Regions from separate parts of the Homo sapiens genome. Here regions 2 and 3 are each linked to region 1. Evidence: chromatin contacts called from ENCODE Hi-C or POLR2A ChIA-PET data. All regions are on one chromosome and are shown on one strand. Each heading gives the region's core, a stretch centred on a gene start or an enhancer-like site at or near the end of the contact. The rest is flanking DNA. Distances are from core to core; before and after follow the strand shown. Region 1 holds the start of ESYT3 (extended synaptotagmin 3). Region 2 overlaps ESYT3 (extended synaptotagmin 3). Region 3 overlaps CEP70 (centrosomal protein 70).

Region 1 (3,790 bases), core at 642-3,141:
TGCAGCTGGGGATGGCAATGTCCCACAGGTCGTCTCAGGCTGGGCATCTGTCTCAGTGGGTGTCCATCCAGTTCACAAACCAACAACCTTCCTTTCTCTAGTAATCCCCCCACAAACTCACTACCTTCCACACCCCCTCCCAAACTAGCCCAGGTTGAGGTGTGGACTTGCTGTGTGTGAAGGATGAAGGGGATGACAGATTCAGCAGGATCCTGTCTCCAAGGGGTTTGGAATTGGGACAGGATAAGGGTCAAGGCAGTCTCTCTGGATTGGTGAGACCTGTGTCCTCCATCTCTGGATGTTGGGGGGAAAGTGCTGTGTTCTGCACTTCAACCAGACAGGCAGGTCAGCAGGGAGGGCCACAAGGATGAGGAGCGCAGTTCTGGCAGTTAGTTTCCTGGTCCATCCATCCTGAGAGCCAGACACATTCTGCCTCAGCTTCCAGGAGAATTCCCAGTATCCCTAGCCTACACTCTCTTTTGCTTCAGCAGACCTGGGTTAACCAATAGAGAAATATTTTGAGGAAAGAATTCTGTGGTCAAATAATCTGGGAAACACTGGGTTAAATAGAATTTAATAACTTTTTGTCTGAAGGACTTCTCAGAGCCTTTACTAGGACTGTGTACATGCAACTCTCAAGAAGGAACTCCAGCGAGCAGCATTTCTTCCGTTGATTTCCCAGGCTACACTGGGAGAATGTTAAGTTGGGGGACTTTAAGCCTCTGTTTTGGCTGAGTCCTGGAAAGCCAAGAACAATAGAGAAGGGTCCAGGTATTCTGACCACCAGGAACTCACGTATTGTTGAAAAAACTCATTGCAGTAAGTAATTTTATCCAAGAGAGAGGATAAAGCCAGAGAGAGAAAAAGAGAGTGACAGAGCAAGAGTCAGAACGAGAACGGGAGACCGGGGCGGGGTGGGGAGGGGGGAGGGAGGGAGAGAGAGAAAAGGAAAGAGAATATTTTGATTGCTATCCATCGGCTCCAGCCTTTCGATAAAGCTGTTGAAACAGTAGAGTCATTCCAAATCACTCTGGTACATTTGTCAACTCCAAAATCACATTCCAGTAATTGATGTGAGCCCTTTCATGTGGCCGTCTGAAATATATGCTATCCGCAAGACGATTTACTATCCGAACTTAAGAGATTCGGAGCTCCACCTGCTCTGATCATTAAAGGGTTAGAAACCATGGGCTTCACCATTGACTCTCAGGCACCTCGGGGCTTCCTCTTCATCTTTCCTTTTATTCGCCGGTCGCTTGCCCTTGTTGGGCGCCCCACAGATGGCCAAGACGGGCCGGTCCCCGGAAGTTCCCCGTCTGATGATGCAGGGAATGACGATCCAAACAGACACCTAGAAGAGAGGATGGGGAGAGAGGGGCAGAGGGTTTTGTGGCGCGCAGGAGGGGCCCTGAGCTCGGCTTGGTGAGGCTGGGGGCTAGGTCCAAGCTTTACAGATGCCAGAGGAGCTGGCAGCGTTGCAGGCTCTAGGGGCCAGTTGGAGGGCCGGGACGCAGGACCTGAGGCTGGGGAGGCCTGGCTGAGCCTGTCCAGGGAGGGCCTCGAATGCCAGCTGAGTCCAGACTATACTGTGTATTATAGACCGCGTGTAGGAAACAGGTTTTAGGTGATGTTTATCCATGATAAGCCAGTTGTACACAGGTGTTGGTGAGTCATTAACCACCTAGGGCAGCACTTGGTCCACCCGGACTGGCGAGTGCACACCTCCGGCTGACGCCTGCGCCACGTGCTGGGGTCGGAGGCCGAGCTCACCGGCTGGTTGCTCTTTAGAGCGGGCAGGAGCCAGGCGGGCGGCCCGCCCCTCTAGGGCGGAGACTTCCGGAGCTGCGGACTCACTGGAGCCGAGAACTGGGGCGGCGCGGCGCGGCGCGGTGCATTTCCAGGCGCTGCTCTCCGTCGCAGAGAACCCTGAGCTCGGCGCGCCGAGAGTCCCAGCAGGGCAAGGGGGCGCGGCGTCCTGGTCCTCGAGCTTGGGAGACAGATGCGCATGGGCGTGGGGGCATGCGGACCTAAGCTCGGGTGAAGCTCTCGGGAAGGGCAAGACTGCGGCGACGAGATGCGAGCAGAGGAGCCCTGCGCCCCCGGGGCCCCCAGCGCCCTGGGAGCCCAGCGCACGCCGGGCCCCGAGCTGCGCCTGTCCAGCCAGCTGCTGCCCGAGCTCTGTACCTTCGTGGTGCGCGTGCTGTTCTACCTGGGGCCTGTCTACCTAGCTGGCTACCTGGGGCTCAGCATAACCTGGTTGCTGCTCGGCGCCCTGCTGTGGATGTGGTGGCGCAGGAACCGCCGCGGGAAGCTTGGGCGCCTGGCCGCCGCCTTCGAATTCCTTGACAATGAACGCGAGTTCATCAGCCGCGAGCTGCGGGGCCAGCACCTGCCAGCCTGGGTGAGCCAAGCCGGGTGGGAGTGGGAGGTGGGGAGATGCCTTTCGAGGTTCGGAGGAACTTGCGGTCAGCGGGGAGCTGGTGCGCGCAAACCCGAGGCAGGGCGGGAGCCCGGCGACCTGCACACCCCGTTCCCCACCGCTCCCGGGGCGCAGACCCTGGGGACGGTGACCGCCCCTCCCGCGGCGCGCAGCACCCTCACGTCCACCTCTGGTCCGACTGCGGTGGGAGTGGGGAACTTGGGTTTCATTTAAGGCCCCAGAGCTCGAGAGAAGAGTCACGGGCAGACCACACCCGGGAGAAAAACAAGGGCGTCTGGGACTTCGCAGACTTACTCGGGTTGGAATCAGAAGGCATTTCTTCCACCCGCCTGTTGATTCAGAGAACGAACGCCGGACGCAAAACGTAGATGGGCAAATACCGCAGTGACAGAAACGGCGGGCCCAGTTGCTTTCGGCCGAGGCCTGGACTGCGGTAGGGGGAGGGCTCCGCGGGGCTGGAGGTGGAGTGGCGGGTACGGCTGGGAGACCGACGGCGCCGGGCCCCGGGCCTCCTTCCCTCCCTCCCTCCGCCGGATAGGGATGCCGGCACACGCACACTGCCCCGACAAACCCATCTCCTGGGGCGGCATGGGCGGCACTACGATTCCTCAAACGCTTCTGGTCCTGGCTTACCTAACAAAACCCAAGTTCTGGGCCCCATTGCATAACTCCCAGGGTGGCACAGAGGTATCCTGGGTGATTCTTATGATTAGGTGAGCTTGGGAAACACCGGCAAGAGGGGTGTTCCGTCCAATGGTTGGTCTGCGGCAAACCCTTACTGTCTCTCCGGTGCTGGGGCTCTTCGTTTTCAGATTTCTTCCAGTTACTCTCAGGCCCACGGGGGAGGTCGCCAGACCCCTCACTGTCTCTAGCCTGTGGCCTATAAAGTCCAGCAGGGCCATAGGTTCCTCCTGACAGTAGTCTGTAAAGTGAGGTGTGAGAAAAAAATATAAGGCCCATTTAGTTTATCTTATAAGAGAAATGAAGTCTTACTGTATCAGTCAGCCATAACTGAGTACAACAGGCTGCGTGGCTTAAGCAGCAGACACTTTTTTCCTTTCCTTTCTAGAGCCCCGAAGTCCAAGATCAAGGTGTTGGCAGGGTTGGTTTCTCCTGCGGCCTCTGCTGGCTTGCAGCTGGCTGTCTTCCTACCGTCTTCACACCGTCTTCCTTCTGTGTCCTAATCTCTTCTTAGAAGGACATCAGTCATATTGGATTAAGGCTCACCCTAATGAACTCATTTTAACTTAATTACCACTTTAAAAACCCTACCTGCAAATAGAATCACATTCTGAAGAACTGAGAATTAGCACTTCAAAGTGGGCATACACTTCATAACACTTAATATTT
Region 2 (4,055 bases), core at 1,419-3,918, 36 kb after region 1:
AAGGTGGAGGAGCACACGTGCCAGGTGTGTGCAGGTGGAGGAAGGGTGGGAGATGATGCCCCCTTCTTGCTCACCTCCTGAAGAACATGTCACTCAGCCCGTCTCCACACAGGGCAGCTCCTGATAGCTCTCAGCAAATGTCCTCTGAGCATCTCCATCATCTTTAGATGATGGGGTCCTTAGAACTCTGTGTCAATGCCTGTCCTCCCAGTTCATAGGGAAATCCACTCAGTGTCTAACTTGAATCTGTCATGCACCAGTTATAGTCTTAACCTCAACAAAATGCTAGGTTGTGAGAGGTCCTCCGGCAGCTAGTCTGGAGTGTGAAGGCTAGCTGGCTTTCTTCTGCCATGAGTAGGCTTCTCCAAAATCAGTCTTTGTGTCCTGCTGCTGGGAGTACCCAGTGAGGGTCTGTGTCTGTTTGCAGGACCATGGTGGCCTTTCCACTGCCATTCTCGTGGTCTTCTTGGAGAGTGCCTGCAACTTGCCGGTGAGTGGCGACATGTCCAGAGTGTCACACAAACGCAACAAAGTGCCCATCACTTTCAAATTGTCCTGTGTTGCTTTAACCCCGTTATTCCTGTGCTGCAGAGAAACCCTTTTGACTACCTGAATGGTGAATATCGAGCCAAAAAACTCTCCAGGTTTGCCAGAGTGAGTGAGTATGTGGCTAAAAACTCCAGGGAGGGCAAATCACAGCTTCTCTCCCCAGAGTAACCACAACCCCATGTCTTCTGGGCCACAGTCTGTGCACACACAGCCTGGGGATAACAAGAGGTGCTGATTGTGGAGTCTACTGTGTGCCAGGCACTAGGCTTGGCAACTCATCCCCCACATTTGTTATCCCTGAGTCTCATGATGACTGTGTCATTCATTTTTATTACCATTTTCTGGGTCACACAGCTAAGAGGAGGAGCCAGATTCCACACTGTTTTCATAGCCCCAGGGAACGAGAGCCTGTGCCTGGCCAGGCCCAGCTCTGGCTTCTGGTCTTTTAACTTGGAACTGCTTTCTGGGGTTGGTCCTGTCCTGGGGCTCGCACAGTAATGACAGCCCAGGGGGACTGGGGCATTAGAGTAGCTTTCTCTCAAAGAGAAGTAACTGGGTGGCCCCAGTTCCCCCAGATGCTCCTGGGGGTTGGGGGTAGGACTGTCTCAAGCTGATATTGACTATGCCACCTTCACTGTTATGGATTTGATTCCTCACAGAACAAGGTCAGCAAAGACCCTTCTTCCTATGTCAAACTATCTGTAGGCAAGAAGACACATACAAGTAAGGTAAGACAGCTTGGTGTGTAGCCCTGGGGTAAGGAAACAAGGACCCAGCCCTTCTCAGGGAGAGAGGCAAAAGGGAGGGGAATTAACTTATGGTGAATGCCTAGTAGGCACTTGATGTTATTTAGTCTTCAGAATAACCTCACAAAATAGTTTTATAATTCAAGAATCTGAGGATCAGAGATAAATGACTTGACCAAGGACACAGAACTAGGGTTCAAGCTTGGGCATGGTTCTGAAGCCCATGTCCTTTCCACCAATCATGAATTTTCTCAGTCCAGCAGCAGAAATCCTGTTGGCCTCTCCTCTCCTGAAGTGAGCTCTAAGGCCAATATGATTTTCAGCTCCCCCGTAAAAATTCCTGGCAAACCACTCCCTGCCTTTGAGTGTTGTCCCGTCCTAGTGCCTCCCACTAGCTGTAGCGTGTTTGGGTCTGATCCCAGGGCATATAGGTAAGGTTCCCAATGGTACCTGGTGGCCAGAGTGATAGCAGAGGGTGCCGGTATCCAGCTCTGCCCAACCTAACCCTTCAATGATCTCTCCCTCTTCTGTTCCCAGACCTGTCCCCACAACAAGGACCCTGTGTGGAGCCAGGTGTTCTCCTTCTTTGTGCACAATGTGGCCACTGAGCGGCTCCATCTGAAGGTTTGATGGAAGAAGGGCTCTTGAAACAGAGTTAAGAGGTTTTTAAGCCAGGCGGGCTGGGAAGCTTGAAGTGCACCTTGAGCAGGTTCTCCTGGCAGCGTTTAAAGTCAGCCCCTTGTATGTAAGAGAGGACACTGAGGCCCCACAAGGCCTCATCTCCTTAAGGCTAGTGCCTGAGGTCACTGTATAGGGGGATGTGGGAGGATAAATCCTCAAGTCCCTTGACTTTCCCTGCAAAAGGGTCTTTATATTTGCTACACAGTACCCAGAGCAGCCTATCTACACAGGACATTAATAATGGTGTACTTTAAAAAATATATGTTTCATTTAATCTTCACAAAAGATCTGTAGAGTAAGCAAAGAGAGGCAAAAACAATGTCTTGTCCAAGATCTCATGACCAACAAGTGGTGGAGCTGGGATCTTTTAGGGCCCTGAGCCCTGCCTGGAGAGCAGCACAGCTCATCAGTCCCCAAAGCCCCCTGGCTCTGGGCATTTGACAGACTAGCTCATACAGATCATAATTGCCTCTACTCTGAGTCACTATCTTCCCTGACAGAAGACAAGGACCAGGTCTGGCCTGATCCCATTCTAGTTTTCAGAATAGGACCAGATGCCCATAGAAGCACAGTACAGACTGAAGTAAACCCAAACTTGGCTGGGGCTCAGATACTAGTAGTGGAGTGGTGGGGCTTGGTTATCCTCTTGTTTTGTGACTGGACCACTGCCCAGGTGCTTGATGATGACCAGGAGTGTGCTCTGGGAATGCTGGAGGTCCCCCTGTGCCAGATCCTCCCCTATGCTGACCTCACTCTTGAGCAGCGCTTTCAGCTGGACCACTCAGGCCTGGACAGCCTCATCTCCATGAGGCTGGTGCTTCGGGTAAATCTCTCCGGTCCCCTGGGGGAGGGGAGGAATAGAGCTCTGGCAATGGAGCAAGGTGTACTGCCCCAGCACTAAGCACCTGCTGTGTGCCTGGAAGAAGCCAGGAGATGGATTCATGTTTTTCATCAATTTTGAAATACTGAATGGGAGCAAGTCAATATTCAAAGAGATACAGGCTCTTCAAATATTGCCTCTCCTCCATTCTTCTTAAATTCCTCTCTCTAGAATTTTCTATAATGTACCTTCTCATCTATCCTCCATGTCTCTTGACCTCAACTAAATATTTCCCTTCTCTGTATTCATGGTGGTACATTCTAATTCTCTCAAGAGCTATCTTCCAGGCCACTAATTCTTTGGCTATGCCTAGTTTGCTGTTTAACCTGTTCATAGTTTTTTCAATGGTGGTTTTTCATTTCTATTTTTATCTTTTCCAAATCTATTTGGTATTTTCTCATAGAATTTTATTATCTTCTCATGTTTATATTCCATCTTTGGTCATTTGAAAATATGTTACAATGTATTAATATGTATGTTCTATTATTTGAAGATCTTGGGAGTTAAATTTTGATGTTTGTTTTGTCTGTTGATGCTTTTTGATGGTGACTCATTTCTGTTTTATAACTTGGATTGCAAACATATGTTCAGTGTTCCTTTATGACCTGGATCGAGGTTGTTCTCTTCCAAGGAGCTTCTGCTTTTGCTGCAGCTCAGTACCTCAGGTGCATTACAAACTTGAGTCCATTTTTGTGTATATTTCTTAACTTTGGGTTTCAAGATCCCATAGGTAGCTCATATTTATACTCAAAATTCATATGAGGACAGGCCTATGAGGTGCCATGTTATTAGGAAAGACTTTATCCCCTCAACCAGAGTACAGGCTGTGGCAAACACATGTTCTTGTCATCAGTCTTTGCTGGTAGGCCGAATAATTTTTATCCTAAACTACTTTTTTAACTAAAGAGATCCCACCTTCATGGGTCTTCCCTTCAGCTCCTAGCCTCACAGCCTCTTCTAACTCCCTGAATTCCAAGGTTGATATACAACCCTAGGAAAGCTTAACTTATTTTTCAGATTTTTTCTTTTTTTAACAGAATTATCCTTATTTTCTTGTGAATTTGGCTATGCATTTCAAAGGATGTTTGCTTCATTTTATTTGGCATTTCTAACAAGTTTTTCAGAATATTTGGAACACCATATGTATTACTGGAAATGGAAGTTCCCTAGGAAGGGTCTTTATAATTCACAACTGAGGG
Region 3 (4,181 bases), core at 441-2,940, 60 kb after region 1:
TTCCCTCTGCTTTTCTCAAACAAGAGGAGTTTTTCATCATAGCCACCACAGTTGGGAATGTGCTAGGTCACACCTGAAGTCAGCATGTCTCAGAGCCCAAGGCCCACAGCATACTATCTGGGTATTGCTGCTAGTAATTCACAGCCCAAGGACTCTTTAGTCAGTAGGTGATGAATCCTGCCAGAACAAGGTCCTGCCCTTCAAGGCAGTGGCTTCCCTATTGACCCAAGGTGTGCCTAGAAGTGTTCATGAGCTAGGGGCTGGAATGGGGGCCTTGCGACTCTACCCAGTGCCCTAACCTACTGTGGCTAAGCTGGTATCCAAGATGCAAGGCAAAGTCCTCTTTACTCTTTGCTTTCCTTTCCTTAAGCAGAAGCAAGGAGTCACTTTCATTGCTGCCTGCCTGGGGTTGGGGGAGGAGTGGTGCAAGAACTCCCTTAGCTGCACTGGCTGGTGTCTCCCTAAGTCATGTGTCACCCTAGTCCTCCGGCTCTGAGCCCATCCAGCACTAGGAGATGCCTAGGAATTAACTGTAATCTTTGTGTCCTAGACTGCCTTTCAAGTTTACCTAGGACCCCAGAGCACTTTGGCCCACGGTGGCAAGGCTTGCCAAGAAACTCAAGTTCTGATAGCTGGAATGGACAATTCCACTCTGGCTAGGTCTGGTCCAAATGCTCCCTCCATGCATTTGCGCTGGCTTAGCCCAGCATGGCTTTACTCTCCACTATGACAAGGCAGCACTGAGTTCAATGTGAAGTGCCCCAGTTGCTGTGCTCTCCCTCCCCCAAGCACACAGACTCAGACCCCACAGTGCAGCCACTGCCAGGGGGTCAGGGAGGGGTGGCATCAGTGATTCAAAGCTATCTCTCTAACCCTCTTCAATGCCTCTTTCAGCAATATGAAGTTAAAACCAATACTGTGATTGCTCACCTGATTTTTGGTTCTTGTGATGGTGCTTTTCTGTGTGTAGATAGTTGTTAAAAGTTGGTGTTCCTGCAGTGGGAATCAATAGTGTAGGCTTCTATTCTGCCATCTTGCCCTGCCATCAATTTCTTGGAATAATTTAATCAATTCATAGTATTTACATTATTGAATATCCAAATGCTTTTTGTACCCAACCCTCAAGACACAAGGTCTTCCACAAATTGTAAGTTAGTGTTTAGAAATGTAACTGCAGGCTATCATGACAAAGAATTTTAAATCTAGAAGGAGCCTATTATCTTACGTCTGATCCCTAAGGTCATAACACCAAGGATGTGGATGCTTGTTTGCTGACATTTACTCACCATTCCACCATGCTGCTTCCTGGAAATGTGTTATAATATTCTATATGCCCACCAACAAGAATGACAGAGAAATCTTCCTAGACCTGCTGCTTATAAAAGTGGGGAAGAATAGTCCAAAGTGACTTGTACTTATGGGTATGAGGCAGAACGCTGACCCTTAAGAAAACGTGACTGCATATTGAGAATACAGAATAAACAGAAGGCAGCAAGTAAAGTACTCTTACATAAAATGCAGCAAGGATGTACAAGTTGCCCAAGGAAGGTTCAGCCTAGGAAGAGAATATGACTCATTATTTGTCAGTAATATACAAGCATCACTGAGGACACTTATGTTTGGAAATTCTTTACAGAAATTTTATTTGAGATCTCAAGTCCTTATAAAAAGTGCATTACATCAAGATTGCAAAAGACACTTTTTAAATGAGAGACTTCTATCTACTCATCCATTTTACCCTATGATTCATTTCCTACCCTAACAGAAATGATGAAACAGTTTTTCTTTCTTCCTTTTCTTCCTCCTGCTTTGAAAGGGCAACTGTCATGAGGGATATCTTAACAGAATGTGCCAATTAATCCTTGCCAGGAGAGCAGTAGCTTCCTACTGGCTAAATTTAGAGAGCCCTTGGCATTCCTTTTGGTGTGGCTCAAAGATTATTACAAGCTGAATCTAAAAGATTGCAACCTACTACTTGCAATCTGTCTCCCTGGGCTCCTCTTTTACTCACAAACTCCACTCTAAAACAACCTTAAATTTTAAGCACTCAATAATTGCTTTAGAAATGAAGGGATCTAAAGTTAATTACCTTACCCTTGCAACTATTTTCTGTATAAGAATCTCAAAGTTAATAAAAATTATACAGATGAAGAATGACCTAATACTAAGAAGGGGATGAATTCTGAGAGCAAATACATTTTACAACCCTTGTCTCAAAATAAGATCAATCCTACAAAATACAAAATGTTAAGAATACAATTTACACAGTAAAAATGATTTGATTTGTTTTCAGTATGAAAGTACTTTTAATTTCTTTACTGCAGGTACAATGGCATCCAAGTCATCAATTTCTGTAATACAAAAACAGTAATAATAAAAGAGAGTAACTTTTTCTAGTGGTAAACTCACATGAAACAAGAACCTATATGCAAAGGCAAACCCCAAACATAAAGGCAATAATACTGGTGCTTTTGTGCACATGAAGTTTTTCTCCGATAGTGATGATAGATTATCACTGATTCGGATACAGATGCTTCACAGGGGCTCTGTTTATATAAGTTACCACATACCCACAAGTACCCTCTGATTCTAGTATTAACTTCATTAGCAGCATGTCCTTATTAACAGATCCAACTGCCCACATGTGTGATATGTTAGTGTCTCATTAGATCTGTATCACTACACGGGTGCATCTACATGATGAAATCCCAGGTAGAGGCGTCTCCTCCCTAGGTCTCCACGTGAGGACTTAGGAATTTCTTCTCATAGAACAGTCTTGTCCTCTTTAATTTTCTTGGGAAGATTTCTTAGTAGTGGATCACTCTAAGATGAAAGGTATCTGCCAGCTGGGTGCAGTGGCTCATGCCTATAATCCCAGCACTTTGGGAGGCCGAGACGGGAAGATCATCTGAGGTCAGGAGTTTAAGACCAGCCTGGCCAACACGGTGAAAACCCACCTCTACTAAAAATACAAAAATTAGCTGGGTGTGGTAGTGGGCACCTGTAATCCCAGCTACTTGGGAAGTTGAGGCAGGAGAATTGCTTGAACCCCAGAGGCAGAGGTTGCAGTGAGCTGAGATTGCGTCACTGCACTCTGGCCTGGGTGACAGAGAGCAAGACTATGTCTCAAAAAAAACAATTATCTGCCTAATCAAAAAGATAGCCTCATCGAGTGTACAAACCTCAAGTACAATATATTATAGAGCTTAGCCTGGTCCAGCTTACCAGATAAACCAATCCAGGCTCTTTTTTGACAGGCTCTTTCTGAATTTGATTTTTCTTCCTAAGACTATCTTATTCCAACCAGCCTAAGTTAGAATTCACTCTCTGAAGCTCCTGGCCACCAAAGGAGCAAAATCCTTTTTCTCATTATCCAGATCCCAGCCCTACTTAAGGTAAGCCACAATGGCAGGTTCTCTAGATACCCACACTTTTTTCTAGCTTATTCTGTTAAGCCATCATTAATAAACGCGTTCCCTTACATAAAGCATGCTTTCTTGGATTCCAACTCTCTCCATTGTGTAGCTGGATCTTGGTTGCTCTTCACTTAGCCTACACACATAGCCCATGCTCTCCTACTATTCATTTAGTTCTTTTAAGCTCCCGACTTCAGTCAGAATACTTGTCTGAACCCACTAACAAAGCATCAAGATATGGGAACAGAAACAATATAAGCAAACCTACAACAGAGAATTTGTTTACAATTCCCTTACATTGTGGTAAGGTACAAGATCAAGGTATTCCCTGACTCCGCCCCCTGCCCATTCTGAAATTACACCTGTTTTCTCATTAAGTGAGAAACCTGCCTTACAAATGAACCTCACAGCAAAGGACCTTGGCCGATATGGGAATTTCCTCAGTCAATCACACCATTTACATGAGAAAAAGAATGGATTGTTTTTTTACTCACTAAAGGTACTCTCCATGTCTGTTACTCAGTATGCCACCCTGCACCTACATGCTTAGTGACACCTATTAATTAAAAAAACTGTCATGTTTGCCAGATTTAACTTTCCCAATGTTAATGTTTAACACCAGAACTTCAACTTTGACCAAATTACAGAATTCATCTCCAGAGAAACCTGGCTTTCTGAAGCAAATGATCTTTATGAACCATGCTGAGTGTCATAATATCTGAAAGGAAGTTTCTATAGAAGCATTCTGAAATAAGTGTTACCAGC

What was found. A loop is a pair of places that touch in the nucleus more often than their neighbours do. ChIA-PET counts read pairs that join two places held with the same protein, here RNA polymerase II (POLR2A). Pooled maps may share reads with other maps.
Region 2: a loop to region 1 is called in a map of sigmoid colon, with 4 times the contacts of the local background. The contact joins the enhancer-like site here to the promoter of ESYT3 in region 1. A Hi-C loop is called at or near these places in 2 of 168 maps with a recorded cell type or tissue (heart left ventricle and sigmoid colon) and 5 of 50 pooled maps. POLR2A ChIA-PET finds 5 or more read pairs at or near these places in 1 of 52 experiments (RWPE1).
Region 3: a pooled map shows a loop between it and region 1 (3-fold over the local background). The contact joins the enhancer-like site here to the promoter of ESYT3 in region 1. A Hi-C loop is called at or near these places in 1 of 168 maps with a recorded cell type or tissue (psoas muscle) and 1 of 50 pooled maps. POLR2A ChIA-PET finds 5 or more read pairs at or near these places in 4 of 52 experiments (HCT116, PC-9, RWPE1 and 1 more).

What each region holds. Positions count from the first base shown.
Region 1 is chr3:138,432,725-138,436,514 of GRCh38, forward strand. It overlaps ESYT3 (extended synaptotagmin 3), which reads left to right and starts at 1,892. Exons shown (of 23, transcript NM_031913.5): 1 at 1,892-2,401. The coding sequence starts at 2,075.
Region 2 is chr3:138,468,228-138,472,282 of GRCh38, forward strand. ESYT3 (extended synaptotagmin 3) reads left to right here. Exons shown (of 23, transcript NM_031913.5): 13 at 428-490; 14 at 592-654; 15 at 1,209-1,277; 16 at 1,833-1,919; 17 at 2,650-2,799. Among named protein-coding and RNA genes, the nearest start is that of ESYT3, 36 kb to the left of the region's middle. Within about 2 kb of position 2,669, at least 6 of the 41 ENCODE cell types and tissues checked have a DNase peak (open chromatin) inside an H3K27ac peak, as active enhancers do.
Region 3 is chr3:138,492,726-138,496,906 of GRCh38, forward strand. It overlaps CEP70 (centrosomal protein 70), which reads right to left. Exons shown (of 18, transcript NM_024491.4): 18 at 1,619-2,351. The coding sequence ends at 2,290. Among named protein-coding and RNA genes, the nearest start is that of ESYT3, 60 kb to the left of the region's middle. Within about 2 kb of position 1,691, at least 4 of the 41 ENCODE cell types and tissues checked have a DNase peak (open chromatin) inside an H3K27ac peak, as active enhancers do; they include psoas muscle, where a contact is called at or near this core.